2 separate regions of the Homo sapiens genome follow, and region 2 is linked to region 1. Evidence: read pairs that join two places in POLR2A ChIA-PET (ENCODE). Cell type or tissue: Panc1. All regions are shown on one strand. Each heading gives the region's core, and the rest is flanking DNA. Links, peaks and the distances in the headings are about the cores only.

What was found. Peaks named below come from ENCODE experiments on the same cell type or tissue, not always from the same donor. Only the 100,000 strongest peaks of a DNase experiment are listed, where the experiment ranks them.
Region 2: POLR2A ChIA-PET joins it to region 1 with 5 read pairs; 1 of 35 experiments calls an interaction of 5 or more read pairs at or near these places.

Annotation. Positions count from the first base shown.
Region 1 is chr5:21,454,731-21,462,438 of GRCh38, forward strand. It overlaps the pseudogene GUSBP1. Among named protein-coding and RNA genes, the nearest start is that of SNORA105A, 430 kb to the right of the region's middle. In Panc1, for the core only: CTCF peaks have their summits at 4,654 (motif pointing right) and 4,860; a DNase peak (open chromatin) is centred at 4,631; H3K4me3 peaks cover 792 bases.
Region 2 is chr5:20,037,221-20,044,928 of GRCh38, forward strand. It overlaps a transcript of CDH18 not described here. Among named protein-coding and RNA genes, the nearest start is that of CDH18, 53 kb to the left of the region's middle. In Panc1, for the core only: no CTCF peak of the experiment used is centred there; no DNase peak of the experiment used is centred there; H3K27ac peaks cover 243 bases.

The DNA of each region.
Region 1 (7,708 bases), core at 1,891-6,890:
TAGATGGTTTTTCCAACTGGACATTCCAGTTCATTATTCACCTCCCCTTCCATGTTCTCTCTACCATCATCTTATTATTTTTTTCATGTTACCGTATTCACCGATATCAGTGAAGGATGATTTGCTCTTAATTAAGATTTTGCTGAACAAAGATGCAGTGAAGGGAGATGCAGTCAGGGACATCTTTTCCAAGCCACCTCCGAGCCTGAAGCTTATACAATTAAAAAATATATGGAGAATAAATACACATATTTTACCTTTATGAATTTATTGCACACGAATGGTCATGAGAAGACTTTGCTAACGTCGCATCCGGGTCTTTGGAAAGCACCCGTGCAAATGAGGAATATACTAGCCTAAACTTTGGTAAGTTGATGTCTCTGAATAGAACTTGAGGCTTCTATTTTTCCTCTATGACTGACTCTAAGCATGTCATGCCTGAAAGTTTACTCACAGTTTTGTTCTGAATGCTGAGTAAGGCCCTGCGTTCATCCCACTTCTGTATCTCTAGGCAGCACGTTAGTATTCCATTCTGAACTGATGAGAAATTGAATCCATGGGGTGCTTTGCAGACAGCATGTAGCTGAAGAAAACAATAGTTTTCTTTCCTTGGTTTCCCTTTGCCAATAAGGATTATTTCCTTGCTGAAACAATGTTGCTAATGATGTTGTTCTGTGTAGCCTATGTATTTTGGAGTAGAAAAATAATGTAAGACCCCCTGGGGTGAAATTTTCCTGCACTGAGGTCAATAAATAAATAAGTAAACCTGACAAACATACATTAGTGTACAAACACTAATGCTTTACTGAAACTGAAAAGAGTCTCTCCAAAGACTTTAAAGGTGCTGATATTTAACAGATAACAAAACTATTTGTTAAAATTTCAGAAGAGGCAGTAAGAGTGAGCTATTTTCTGATTAATTAACCCTATCTAAAATATAAAATCCAGACTGAAACAACAAATCCAGGGTTACCATATTCAAAATGAAATTTTGCTCTGGCTTAACACTCTTAACATCATATAGAATATAAAATTATCTTATCTGTTTTTACTTACAAGCATTTGCTCGCACATATTGATATACATATCTGGGGAAATTACACCACCAAAACCTTCCACATATAGAGTAACTACTTTTATAATGAAATGATAAATCATATAGTATTTCCATTTTAATTACAGAAAAGTTTCTGGGGATGTGTTGCCATGGCTAGAAATGCAACGTCATCTAAGGCATAAAACTATAATCATTTCACATCTTCTCTGGGTCACCATAAGATTTTCTGTATATTATTGAATCTTTGTGCAGACAACAATCTTGGTGCAAATTAAACCCCGGGGATAAGTAGAAGGGACACTAACATCGCTCACCTGAATGATGCAAAGCACCGGTGACATTGTGGACAGTATTTAGGTAAGGATGTTTTTTTCCATCCTTGTTTTTATAAACGAAAACATTTCCATCTTTCCGTCTTTGTGAATTGATACATATTGATTGTACATATTTAAGGGGTTCATGTGATGTTTCGACGCATGCATACAATGCATAATGGCCAAATCGTGTTAATTAGTATATCCACTACCTCCAACATTTATTTCGTGTGTATGTGTTGGGGACATTTTAAGTCTTTTCTTCTAAATATTTTGAAATAGGCAATAAATTATTGCTAAGTATAATCACTCTTGTGTGCTATTGAACACTAGAACTTATCGCTTCTATATAACTCTATATGTGCACCCATTAGCCAATATCTATCTTCATCCTGCCTCCTTCCCAGCCTCTGTTAACCATCATTCTACTCTCTACCTTCCTGAGATCAGACTTTTTAGCTCCCACAAATGAGTGAGAATATGCAATATTTGTCTTTCTATGCTTGGCTTGTTTCACTTAACATAAGGACCTATTGTTTCATTCATGTTTCTGCAAATAACATGATTTGATTCTTTTTATGGCTCTGTAGTATTCCTTTGTGTATATATACCATATTTTCTTTATCCATTTATTTGTTAATGAACACTTATGAGCCACAATTTTTTTAATGAGTGATTTAGATGACTTGCATCAAAACTACTTGGAGTGTTTACTTTTACAAAACCACATTGAGTCTTGATATAGACACGGTAAATCAGAATATCTGAATGTAAGATTTACAAGTTAACTTTTAAACATTTTTTAGTATTTTATATGTGTATATACGTGTGTGTGTATGTATATATATATGTGTGTGTGTGTGTATATATATATATATGGGAAAACTATGAACCCTAGAATATGAGTCCTTGAATATGAGTCACTAATGTATGTATGTGTGTACATATGTATATATACCGTTTCTATAATTAAATATTTGTCTTTGAGAATTATGTAAATATAAATGTGTGCAAGCAGGTTTGGTTCACTATTTTCTTACTAAAAAGTCACAAAAATACCCATTCATTTTTATTATAAAAGGTATTAATATCTCAAAGAAGACTGTATGTCAGGATATCAAAGCTGACTCTTAATTTTTCTTTTATTCTTAAATTTTTGGACTTTGGGAGACAAATAAAATTTCTGTGTTCTAGAGTTTTAAAAATGAGGAACACTTCTAATTCCACCTACTCAGGTGGCTGAGGCATGAGAATTACTTGAATCCTGGAGGCAAAGGTTGCAGTGAGGCTAGATTACACCACTAAACTCCACCATAGGCAACAGAGCAATATTGTCTCAAAAAAAAAAAAAATGAGGAAGGTCAGTTTAGAATCTAAATCAGACAGGTCTCTGTAGATAGGGATAGAAAGGACAGGTATATACTACCAAAGTTCCAGGATGATAATATGGTATTTTCTTGGAGGATACTAGAAACTTGATAATAGTGGAGAAATGCTAAGAACAGAGTTTTGCTCAGAAGGACTCATATTCAAGGGTTCATGATTTTCCCTTCATTTTTTCCTCTTTTGTCCTTTTGGACATTTCTAGAAAGATATACATATATAGATATGGATAGATAATTTTCCTGTTTGTCATTCTACTTTCTTTTAATAATTCTTAACTGTTCAAAATGTTTTAGATTTCTGTGTTTCCTTATTATTTAAACTCAAGTGATGGAGTGGCAGAAAAAACCAACTCTTCCATTATGTACTTCAGTACACTCTTGTACTGCAGTGTGTGCAGGCATGGGGCAATACACTTTCCAGGGGATTTATAAGACAGTATAAAATAAATAGCAACCAAACCAAATTAGCAGTGTTTGGAGGCAAAAATGGAAACATTTAGGGAAACATACAACATAAATAGAGTGCTGTTGAATGAATGACTAGCAGGATAGTTGAGACAAAGCCCCCTTTCACATAATTCTAACAACGTTACAATGTTACTGGAGGAATTCAACCCCATGTTTAGGAAGAGGTTAATATTTGATAAATTTTCTACACATCTCTCCATCTCTCTGTGAAAATATTTTATTTTACTTGAGATGATAATATAAACAGTTATTTTCAGGAGGTACAAAATATATTAATTGTATAATTTTTTTGGTAGTAACTTAAGGTGAAACTTGCTCAATAGGGGAAAAGTAGCTGTCATAGGAGCCTAAATAGTGGAGTAGGCTTCTGCTGCCATAAGCCACCAAGATTTATAAAGAGAAGAAATAGTCATGGCATCTGTTTGCTCAACTAACAACATTAAATTTCTATGTGCAATATTGGTAATGATGCATCTAAACCTTATGTAGTAAATAATTTATGAATCTTTTAGGGTGTCAGAGTTTTTTGGCTTTAGTCTAGGTAGAAAGGTCATCGAGTAAGTAGACAGCCTATACGTTTAATGAATATTTGTATTTGCGATGGCTCACGCTTGTGATCCCAGCACTTTGGGAGGCCGAGATGAGTGAATCAGGAGGTCAGGAGTTTGAGACCAGCCTGGTCAATATGGTTAAACCCTGTTTCTACTAAAAATACAAAAAATTACCTGGGTGTGGTGGTGCGTGTCTGCAGTGCCAGCTACTTGGGAGGCTGAGGCAGAAGAAACTCTTGAAACTGGGAGGCAGAGGTTGCAGTGAGCCGAGATCACGCCATTGCACTCCAGCCTGGGCAACAGAGTGATACTCCGCCTCAAAAAAAAAAAAAAAAAAAAAAAAAAAAGCAAAGGGTGTCGCCTGTAATCCCAGCACTTTGGGAGGCCGAGGCAGGCGGATCACTTGAGGCCAGGAGTTCGAAACCAGCCTGGCCAACATGGCAAAACCTCGTGTCTACTAAAAATACAAAAAATTAGCTGCGCGTGGTGGTGGACGCCTGTAATCCCAGCTACTTGGGAGGCCGAGACAGAAGAATCGCTTGAACCCGGGAGGCGGAGGTTGCAGTGAGCCGAGATCACACCGTTGCACTCCAGCCTGGGCGACAGAGACTCCGTTTCAAAACAAAAACAAAAACAAACAAAAACAAAAATTAGCCGGCGGGCACCTGTAATCCCAGCTACTCGGGAGGCTGAGGAAGGAGAATCGCTTGATCCCGGGAGGCAGAGGTTGCAGTGAGCTGAGATTACGCCACTGTACTGCAGCCTGGGCGACAGAGGCTCTGGCTTAAAAAAAAAAAAAAGGGAAAGGATGTTACAGAAACTCCAGATACTACTCCCCTTCAGTGGTCTGAGTTGCGCGGCGCTTTCCCGCCTGTCCGGTAGGGGGCGCCGCGCAGAAAGCCGCAGTCCCTCTGCGGAAGGCGCCGCTCTTGGCTTCGGCGGCGCCGCTGTAGCTTGGAGGCGGTACTTCCTCCAGCATTTGCCGCGAGTTATTGGCAAGTTCCCCTGCAGTTTGGGCTGTCTCTGTGGCTGGTTCTGCGGCGTGCGGCCAGCCATGGAGCGCTCTGGGCCCAGCGAAGGTGGGTTTCATGAAGCGAGTCCTGGCGGGGTGGGCCGTGTCGGGGGAGCTGGGGCGCCGCACTAACTAGGCCGCCTCTCTTTTCTTGCTCCAGTGACAGGCTCAGACGCATCGGGACCGGACCCGCAGCTTGCGGTCACCATGGGCTTCACGGGGTTCGGTGAGTGACTGCCCCAGGCAGAGACCCTCTTCCTTTTGCAGAGGTTTGAAGAGCCGCAGAGTGGGAGGGGAGATCGAGCTGTCAACTCGGAATTACTGTAGCTCGGGTGCATACCTTGCAGTTTGTCAATATTCTTCTCCCATTTGTCTTCTATTCTGCGTATCCGTTGGAACCAACTCAGGTGACAGTTATGAGAGTCCTGGAGAGAAAGGAAGAGAAAGGATTTTTCTAATTTTAAGTCACCAATAATGCTAAAATGAACATTTTTGTAAATAACAGCATTTGTACGAGGATTTTTAAAAATATGTAATTCTGTAGGGTAGATTTCTAAAAGAGAGCCTAGTTTATTCAGAAGTATAAATACTTAAAAAGCTGAAAAATTGGGTATGTGCCTTTTAAAGCTTCTTGATGCTTACTGCCGTAATACCCATCAAAAAACTTGTTTCAGGTTATACCAAAGTTAACAGAATTTAAGAATGCCATTTTTACCATATCCGTACCAACACAGAGTAGGTATTATTATTTAAAAAGAAAATTATTTTAAAAATGAAAACAAAACTTTAGTAGACTGATACATGAAAAATGATTTCTTTTTATTTTGCATTTTAAAATTATAAATGCTGTTCATCCAAACATTGGGATTCTAACTTCCTTGAACCTTTTCTCAAGGTCTTCTTGTTCTCTTTTGACCAGCGTGTATTAATTCTATGATAGTAATTAAACAGTAGACTTACACATATTGGCCTTGGGTTCTGTTCACACATACTAGTTCTGTAGTTTTTCTATTCATTTTTTTTTTTTGGGAGACGGAGTCTCGCTCAGTCGCCCAGGCTGGAGTGCAGTGGCAAGATCTCGGCTCACTGCGAGCTCTGCCTCCTGGATTCACGCGATTTTCCCGCCTCAGCCTCCCGAGTAGCTGGGACTACAGGCGCCCGCCACCTCGCCTGGCTAATTTTTTTTGTATTTTTAGTAGAGATGGGGTTTCACCGTGTTAGCCAGGATGATCTCGATCTCCTGACCTCGTGATCCGCCTGTCTCGGCCTCCGAAAGTGCTGGGATTACAGGCGTGAGTCACCGCGCCCAGCCTTTTCTATTTTTTTATTTTTTGAGATGGAGGCTCGCTCTGTCACCCAGGCTGGAGTGTACTAGTGCGATCTTGGCTCACTGCAGCCTCCTCCTCCCAGGCTTAAGCCATCCTCCCACCTTAGTCTCCTGAGTAGCTGGGACCACAGATATGTGCCACCACACCTGGCTAATTTTTTATACTTTTGGTAGAGACGAGGTTTCACCATGTTGCCCAGGCTGATCGATCTCCTGAGCTCAAGCAATCCGCCCACCTGAGCCTCTCAAAGTGATTACAGGCATGAGCCACCCCACCCGGTATAAATCCTTCATTTTAGTACATCATTCCTTTACTCAGGAGTGAGAAAGGTGTCCATATGTTTGTGCCAAATAGGGGAAAATTTTAAGAGTTTTGATAAAGTTACTGGGGGAGGAGGAGAATGTTTCCATGCTCAACAGTTCCTTGTTATAGGGCTGAGATTTCTGTTTCCCTCTTAGCTCCTTAAAGTACCTGCATTACTTCTCATGTTGCCCCTTTCGTCTTCAAGCCAACTATAACGCCTCAAATTCTTCTCAAACGTTGGATCTCTCTGACTTCTTCCGCCATAGCTGTTGTGCATCTTTGCCTTTAAGGGCCAGCTAGGATAGTTTCCCTATTTAAAAGTCCATAACCTTAATTACATTTGCAAAGGGTAACTTTTGGGACATTCTCCATTCTGCCTCCCACATTAGTGTTGTTGTTTCATAGGGTAGGGATCTAGAGGAGGATGGGAAAGTTGCCTGGTTAATAGTACTTAGTGAAGGGATTGTCATCAGAAGTTTTCTGTGACTCAAACTCCTTCTCTGATATTTTATGGTTATATTGGAGCCATGCTATAAACTAGACAAAGTAAGTGTTTATTGATCAGTATTGATCGCCTAAAGTTTGGCCAGCTTACTGCAAGACAATCACAGTCTCCCATTTGTTCATCTTTTAGGTAAAAAAGCTCGCACATTTGACTTGGAAGCAATGTTTGAACAAACTCGAAGAACAGCTGTGGAAAGAAGTTGCAAAACACTGGGTAAGAAGTTCAGATATTTGTCGTTTTATTGGTTTAAGTACTATGTATACCTCATGTAAGTATATTAAAAAAGAGAAAAGAATGTTGGCTGGGCGCCGTGGCTCACGCCTGTAATCCCAGCACTTAGGGAGGCCAAGGCAGGCAGATCACCTGAGGTCAGAAGTTTGAGACCAGCCTGGCCAACATGGTGAAACCCCATCTCAACTAAAAATACAATAATTAGTTGGGCATGGTACAGGGGCCTGTAATCCCAGCTAGTCGTGCGGCTGAGGCAGTAGCTTCGGTTGAAGTCGGGAGGCGGAGGTTGCAGTGAGCTGATATCCCCCCATTGCACTCCAGCCTGGGGGACAAGAGTGAAATTCCATCTCAGAGAACAAAGAAAAAAAAGAATGTTGTTATGCTACTTGTCACTGTTGGTTTTTTTTTTTTTTTTGAGATGGAGTCTCGCCCTGTTGCCCAGGCTGGAGTGCAATGGCATGATCTCGGCTCACTGCAGCCTCCACCTCCCCAGTTGAAGCGATTCTCCTGCCTCTGCCTCCCGAATAGCTGGGACTACAGGCACATGCCACCAT
Region 2 (7,708 bases), core at 941-5,940, 1.4 Mb before region 1:
ACAATTTGGTATGTTTTTACAGCAGCTGATACCGGTATTTCCTTTCCATATTTAGTGCTTCTTCAAGGAGCTCTTGTAAGGCAGGGCTGGTAGTCACAAAATCTCTTAGTATTTGCCAGCTCTGGACAAAGTGGACCTAATAGACATCTACAGAACTCTCCACCCCAAATCAACAGAATATACATTCTTCTCAGCACCACATCACACTTATTCTAAAATTGACCACACAATTGGAAGTAAAACACTCCTAAGTAAATGCAAAAGAACAGAAATCATAACAAACAGTCCCTCAGACCACAGTGCAATCAAATTAGAATTCAGGATTAAGAAACTCACTAAAACCACACTATATGGAAACTGAACAGCCTGCTCCTGAATGACTACTGGGTAAATAATGAAATTAAGGCAGAAATAAATAAGTTCTTTGAAATCAATGACAACAAAGACACAACATACCAGAATCTCTGCGACACAGCTAAAGCAGTGTTTAGATGGAAATTTATAGCACCAAATGCCAACAGGAGAAAGTGGGAAAGATCTAAAATTGACACCCCAGCATCACAATGCAAAGAACTAGAGAAGCACGAGCAAACACATTCAAAAGCTAGCAAAAGACAAGAAATAACTAAGATCAGAGCAGAACTGAAGGAGACAGAGACACAAAAAACCCTTCAAAAAATCAATGAATCCAGGAGCTAGTATTTTGAAAAGATTAACAAAATAGACTGCTAGCCAAACTAATAAAGAAGAAAAGAGAGAAGGATCAAATAGACAAAATAAAAAATCATAAAAGGGATATCACCACTTACCCCACAGAAAAACAAACTACCATCAGAGAATACTGTAAACACCTCTACACAAATAAACTAGAAAATCTAGAAGAAATGGATAAATTCCTGAACAAATAAACCCTCCCAAGACTAAATGAGGAAGTAGTCAAATCCTTGAATAGGCCAATAACAAGTTCTGAAATTGAGGCAGTAATGAATAGCCTACAAACCAAAAAAAGCCCAGGACCAGATGGATTTACAGCCAAATTCTACCAGAGGTATGAAGAGGAGCTGGTACCATTCCTTCTGAAACTATTCCAAACAACTGAAAAAGAGGGACTCATCCCTAACTCATATTATGAGGGTAGCATCATCCTGATACCAAAACCTGGCAGAGACACAACAAATAAAGAAAATTTAAGGCCAATATCCCTGCATCAATGCAAAAATCCTCAATAAAATACTGACAACCCAAATCCAGCAGCACATCAGAAAGCTTACTGACCACGATCAAGTCGACTTCATCCCTGGGATGCAAGCTGGTTCAACATATGCAAATCAACAAATGTAATCCATCACATAAACAACCCAATGACAAAAGCCATATGATTATCTCAATAGATACAGATTATGCCTTCAATAAAATTCAACACCCCTTTCTGCTAAAAACTCTTAATAAACTAGGTATTGATGAAATGTATCTCAAAATAATAAGAGCTATTTATGACAAACCCACAGCCAATATCATACTTAATGGGCAAAAACTGGAAACATTCCCTGTGAAAACCAGCACAAGACAAGGATGTCCTCTATCATCACTCCTATTCAACAAAGTGTTGGAAGATCTGGCCAGGGAGATCAGGAAAGAGAAAGAAATAACAAGTATTGAAATAGGAAAACAGGAAATTAAATTTTCTCTGTTTGCAGATGAGATGATTGTATATTTAGAAAACCCCATCGTTTCAGCCCAAAATCTCCTTAAGCTGATAAGCAACTTCATCAAAGTCTCAGGGTACAAAATCAATGTGTAAAAATCACAAGCATTCCTTTACACCAATAACAGACAAACAGAGAGCCAAATAGTGAGTGAACTCCCATTCGCAATTGCTACGAAGAGAATAAAATACCTAGGAATACAACTTACAAGGGATGTGAAAGACCTCTTCAAGGAGAACTACAAACCACTGCTCAAGGAAATAGGAGAGTACACAAACAAATGGAAAAACATTCCATGTTCATGGATAGGAAGAATCAATATCATGAAAATAACCATATTGTCCAAAGTAATTTGTAGATACAATGCTATCCCCATCAAGCTACCATTGACTTTCTTCACAAAATTAGAAAAAAAACTACTTTAAATTTCATATGGAACCAAAAAAGAGCCCATGTAGTCAACACATTCCTAAGCAAAAAGAACAAAGCTGGAGGCATCACACTACCTGACTTCAAACTATACTACAAGGCTACAGTAATCAAAACAGCATGGTACTGATACTAAAACAGATATATAGACCAATGCAACACAACAGAGGCCTCAGAAATAATGCCACACATCTACAATGATCTGATCTTTGACAAACCTGACAAAAACAAGAAATGGGGAAAGGATTCTCCATTTAACAAATCTTGTTGGGAAAACTGGCTAGCCATATGTAGAAAGCTGAAACTGGATCCCTTCCTTACACCTTATACAAAAATTACCTCAAGATGGATTAAAGACTTAAACGTAAGAACTAAAACCATAAAAACCCTAGAAGAAAACCTAGGCAATACCATTCAGGACATAGGCATGGGCAAAGACTTCATGACTAAAACACCAAAAGCAATGGCAACAAAAGCCAAAATTGACAAATGGGATCTAATTAAACTAAAGAGCTTCTGCACAGCAAAGGAAACTATCATCAGAGTGAGCAGGCAACCTACAGAATGGGAAAAAATTTTTGCAATCTATCCATCTGACAAAGGGCTAATATTCAGAATTTACAAGGAACTTCAACAAATTTACAAGGTAGAAAAACAAACAAATCCATCAAAAAGTGGGCAAAGCATATGAACAGACACTTTTCAAAACAAGACATTTATGAGGCCAACAAACATATGAAAAAAACCTCATCATCACTGGTCATTAGAGAAATGTAAATCAAATCCACAAAGAAATACTGTCTCATGCTAGTTAGAATGGCAATCATTAAAAAGTCAGGAAACAACAAATGCTGGAGACCATGGCACATGTATACCTATGCAACAAACATGCACATTCTGCATATGTATCCCAGAACATAAAGAATAATATTAATAATAAAAACATGGCAAATCAAAATGTAAACAAGACCTGAAGTGATGTTGAAATGAAATCATGGAAGAAGAGCCTCAGAGGCAGGAGAAAAGAGGCTTTTCCATTGGGTTTATAAGTGAACAACTAAAATACTGTGAACAGTAAGGTGTACTGAGTTTTAAGAGGACTTTGAATCAGAAAGTAAGCAAGATGTGTAACGTTTTGAAATATGTCATGAAGATGGAACCAGAGATGTTTAATTTTAAAAGAAAGAAAAGCTTCAGCATGGGCATGAATATGTTCTTCCAATATATAAAAAGCATCCTGGGAGCGATTCTCTTTCTAGCTTCAATGAGCAAAATATTTAGAGAGTATTGCTTGTTGTTCATTCAAAGGGAACATTTCCTAAATGTTAGAGTTATCTAAATGGGATCCCAGTAAATAGTCATCATGAAATATGTTGCCTCATGCTTGGAGGAGTAAATATCTTATCAGAGACCAGTTCAAACAACTGCTATTCTGCCCTCCTGTGAAACCACAAGAAGAAAGACCAGTATCCATTGGGAGGCTGGGCCAATTGATCTCTAATGATCCTCAAACTATGAAATAACATGATTACCTTTCTATGAATTACTGTTCCACATTGCACACAGATTGTTTAAGTATTTATTTGGCCTTTGCCATGAGAAAAGCACTATGAGCTAGTTTTATATACTGATCATCTCATTTAATTTATGAGAGCGGTAACATTATGTTGTTGGTTTTAATTAAAAAAGTGAGGTATGGAGAAGTTAAATAATGTGTCCATGACCACAAGCTACTGAAGAAGGAAGCTGGTGTATGAACTCTAGCAACATGATTCTAGAATCGGGGCCTTCCTCTTTACTGTAGAAAGCTTATAAACTTTACGATGTTTCTCATGATATCTTGCATGTATAGTAGAATCATAACACCAATATGCTATATTCTATCATTGAATTATCCCTATCATGGCATCGGGACATCAAACAAATCTTAAATTCAGTGTAGCTTAGTTCTTACTATTATATTTGCCAGTCTTTTCATTTTTTGTGAAATCTAAGAATGAGAACTTGATTTACAAATCAGACCTAGAGTTTAGGACACCTTCTTTTAAATATTATTAGTTGTGTCTCACAGATTGTTAACTTCTCATACCACATTTATATCCTCCAATTAAATGATTCAGCAATACAAAATTTACTTTTTGAAATGATTAAACATTTCAGGAAGTGGTTTCCTTCTCCTCCCGTGGAAACAAATATGCAAGCTGCTTGGCTTATGTGATAAAACAATGTTGATAATGTCACAGGGAAAATAATCAAATGAGAGAATGACAGTGATGGCTAGGTATTTTCCAGTGATGATCTCGGTACTTTTGTACTCTCAAAACGCACTTTTAAAAATTTTGAGAAACTCATTATTTTCTTTTAAACAGCAAATATTTCTTAACTGCTAGCTAGCAGAATGCTGTCATATTCTTTCTGATGAGTCAGCAGTTGCAATGCCAGTACATTAAACAGCATTTTACAGAGGAAAAGAAGCAGAATAATAATTCTGTTGAATCTAACTAATCAAGCAATATCACACTTGGTAACAGATCATTTGTATTATTTAGAACTGAAAATTATAAACGTGTAATACCATATGCCTTTACTATTTAAAAAGGAAAAATATATGCTTTATGGAAATACAAGTGTAGATACCTAGAAATCTCTAGAGTGCACATTTATGGGCAGGACACCTGCATTTACATATGAGTGAAGCTGTGAGTTGTGTCAGCCAGAGTTCAAGGCACACGAGCTTTTCTCACACTGACATGTTCTAAAGCCAAATGATGCTTCCGCCAGCTGAGAGTACCTTTTTTGCTTAATCATGCAAGATGAGGAGTAGCCTCTTAATAAGGATAAAGAAAACTTGGAATCAAACTGAAATAATTAAGCATATTTACATATTTACTACACAAATCCTTCATATTTTGTTGAGTTTACATAATCAAGACTGAAAATCTCAGAACAGCATTCTCTGAATTTTCTATTTTCAATTTCAGAAGTTTCTAGTAACAATTCTATGTAAATAATAAATAGATCAAAATGCCAAAGGAAACTTTTTCCCTAAGATTTAGCTATCTCATTGTGCAACAATCCTGGAAAAAGACATACTTCAAATCATATAAAATACATTTCTGAGTAAGTTTGGAGTCAGGAGACATTTTTTTTCACACAAAAACATAATTGGCTGGCAGTTTATTTCATAGCATGTAACAATCACTACATTAATTAAACAATTTAATTGTCAGGAAAAATAATTCATTAAATAATATTTGATTTGGATGTCAGTCTCCTTTCAGCAAACCTCATTTCCACCAATTTGTCCTCTTTTAAAACATTTTATGGGCCGGGTGCGGTGGCTCACGCCTGTAATCCCAGCATTTTGGGAGGCCGAGGACAGCAGATCATGAGGTCAAGAGATCGAGACCATCCTGGCTAACACAGTGTAACACCGTCTCTACTAAAAATACAAAAATTAGCCGGGCGTGCTGGCGGGCGCCTGTAGTCCCAGCTACTCGGGAGGCTGAGGCAGGAGAATGGCGTGAACCCGGGAGGCAGAGCTTGCAGTGAGCCAAGATCGCGCCACTGCACTCCAGCCTGGGCGACAGAGCCAGACTCCGTCTCAAAAAAATTAATTAATTAATTAATTAATTAAAATAAAACATTTTATGTGTTTGTTTTAGGTAAAATTTCTCAACCTCAGCACTGGTGACATTTTGGATTGGATAATTCTTTGATGTGGGGGTTGCCCTATGTATTGGGGGATGTTTAGCAGCATGTCTGGCTATTACCCACTAAATGACAGTAGCAGTAATGTCAATCAGTAATGTCATGACTATCAGTAATGTCTACCGATATTGCCAAATGTCCCCTGGGAGATAAAAGCTTCTGGCTGGAAACCATTGATTTAAAGCCACCGCAGACTGCATCCACCCTTCCTCATGATAGCGAAAATTTTCCTTTTCTCTTTTTCACTAACTTCACTGCCATTCCTTGTGCCACCATTATAATTTAACTCTCCTTTCTTTCCCTTTATGGAAATTACTAAAGGTTTGCCTCTACTTTAAGGAATTAAACAATAGCTATTCTTTCTCCTGCTGCTGTGGCTCCACACCAGGCCATAGAACTTGTGGACCAGAAGGGGGCTTGATTTCCATCACTGCTCACCCCCTCCACAAAGCACTTCTGTGCAGGGCACTAACTATACAACCTTTCATGGTCCTCTGTTTACAATATTACAAGGTGTTATGGATATATAGAATGTGGAAGTTAATGTCTCCATAGTGGCACTGTGATAATAGGTAGTCATGTTGCCAGGCCAGTTTTCAAAAGTCCATTTGCCTATAAAGCAATTGAAGTCTGTAAATAGCAATATCTTGGATTCTGTGACTTGGAAACTGGAATGCATGTGGGATAGTTCTAAAGGAAGAGATAAAATGGAAAGGCAGCTGATATTTTTCCTCTGATCCAGTTTGGTAAAAAATATTTTAAATCAGAATGGTTTAGCTTTGATATCTATGCCCTTTAATGTTTCTATGGAAATCCTAAAAAGAAGAATTATAATTGCAAGCAGAAAGTCAGCCCCTGCTTTATTCTCGAAAGTTATTCTATCCTTACTTCCCAAACATAAATACATATGCTCCTTCAATGATGGCAAATTTGGATAAATGTAAGTTAGAAAGTGAAGGGAGTGACAAACAGACTCATTTCCTGTACATAATAGGCACTATTCATTAATTAGTATATTAGTAAATACATATTAGTTGGCTGAATCATTTCACAACAATTTGTATTTTACAGTGGTGATTTTTGTAAATCAAGATTCTATTTAACTGTTAAAAAAAAAACAGAGCAAACATTAAGTGCCTATTAAATGTACAAGTTAATACCCAGATACAATGGGGATGCACAGATAATGAAGACATGATTCATGTCCTTAGACATTTTCAAAATTCAAAAGAGGATTGGTAGAGAATAAAAACCATATGAATAAAATAAGGCTAGTTGGAGAAGGTTTTTTATTATGATGTACCCTGTAAATAATTATAATAGACATGAATAATTATGTATATTTTTCATCTCCTATAAACATTCTAAGTGTGACTGGCATCATTATTCAATGTTCACACATATATTCAGTTCTACTATGCTAATTTTGTGAAAATTGAGAATCAATTTTAACCTACAAAAAATTAAAGCATTTAAGCATTGCATTCCACTTGTTAACCCTTTCCAACAATGCAAAAGATCTTCTTTGCACCATACTCTGATGAAGAGGTCATATTACCACTTCCTTGAGAGCCCTCATAGATGAATCAGGAACACTTTGAATTGTATATTTTAGAAAATGTAAATCACTGAGCTAGATTTATGTAAGCAGTTAAACCATAGAGCCAGACTTTAAGCCATATCATCTGCTTCTAAACTCCATTTTGTCTCTCTATGTTCCAGGTTTCCTTCACTTTCCTCTTTACCTTGCCTTCCCAAGGTCATGTGTGGATATTGGTGGATTATTATACTCAAAATATTTTCCCTCTATTTTTATAATATGTTCCAGCCATGATCTTTATTTTTTTACTAAAAATGTGAGG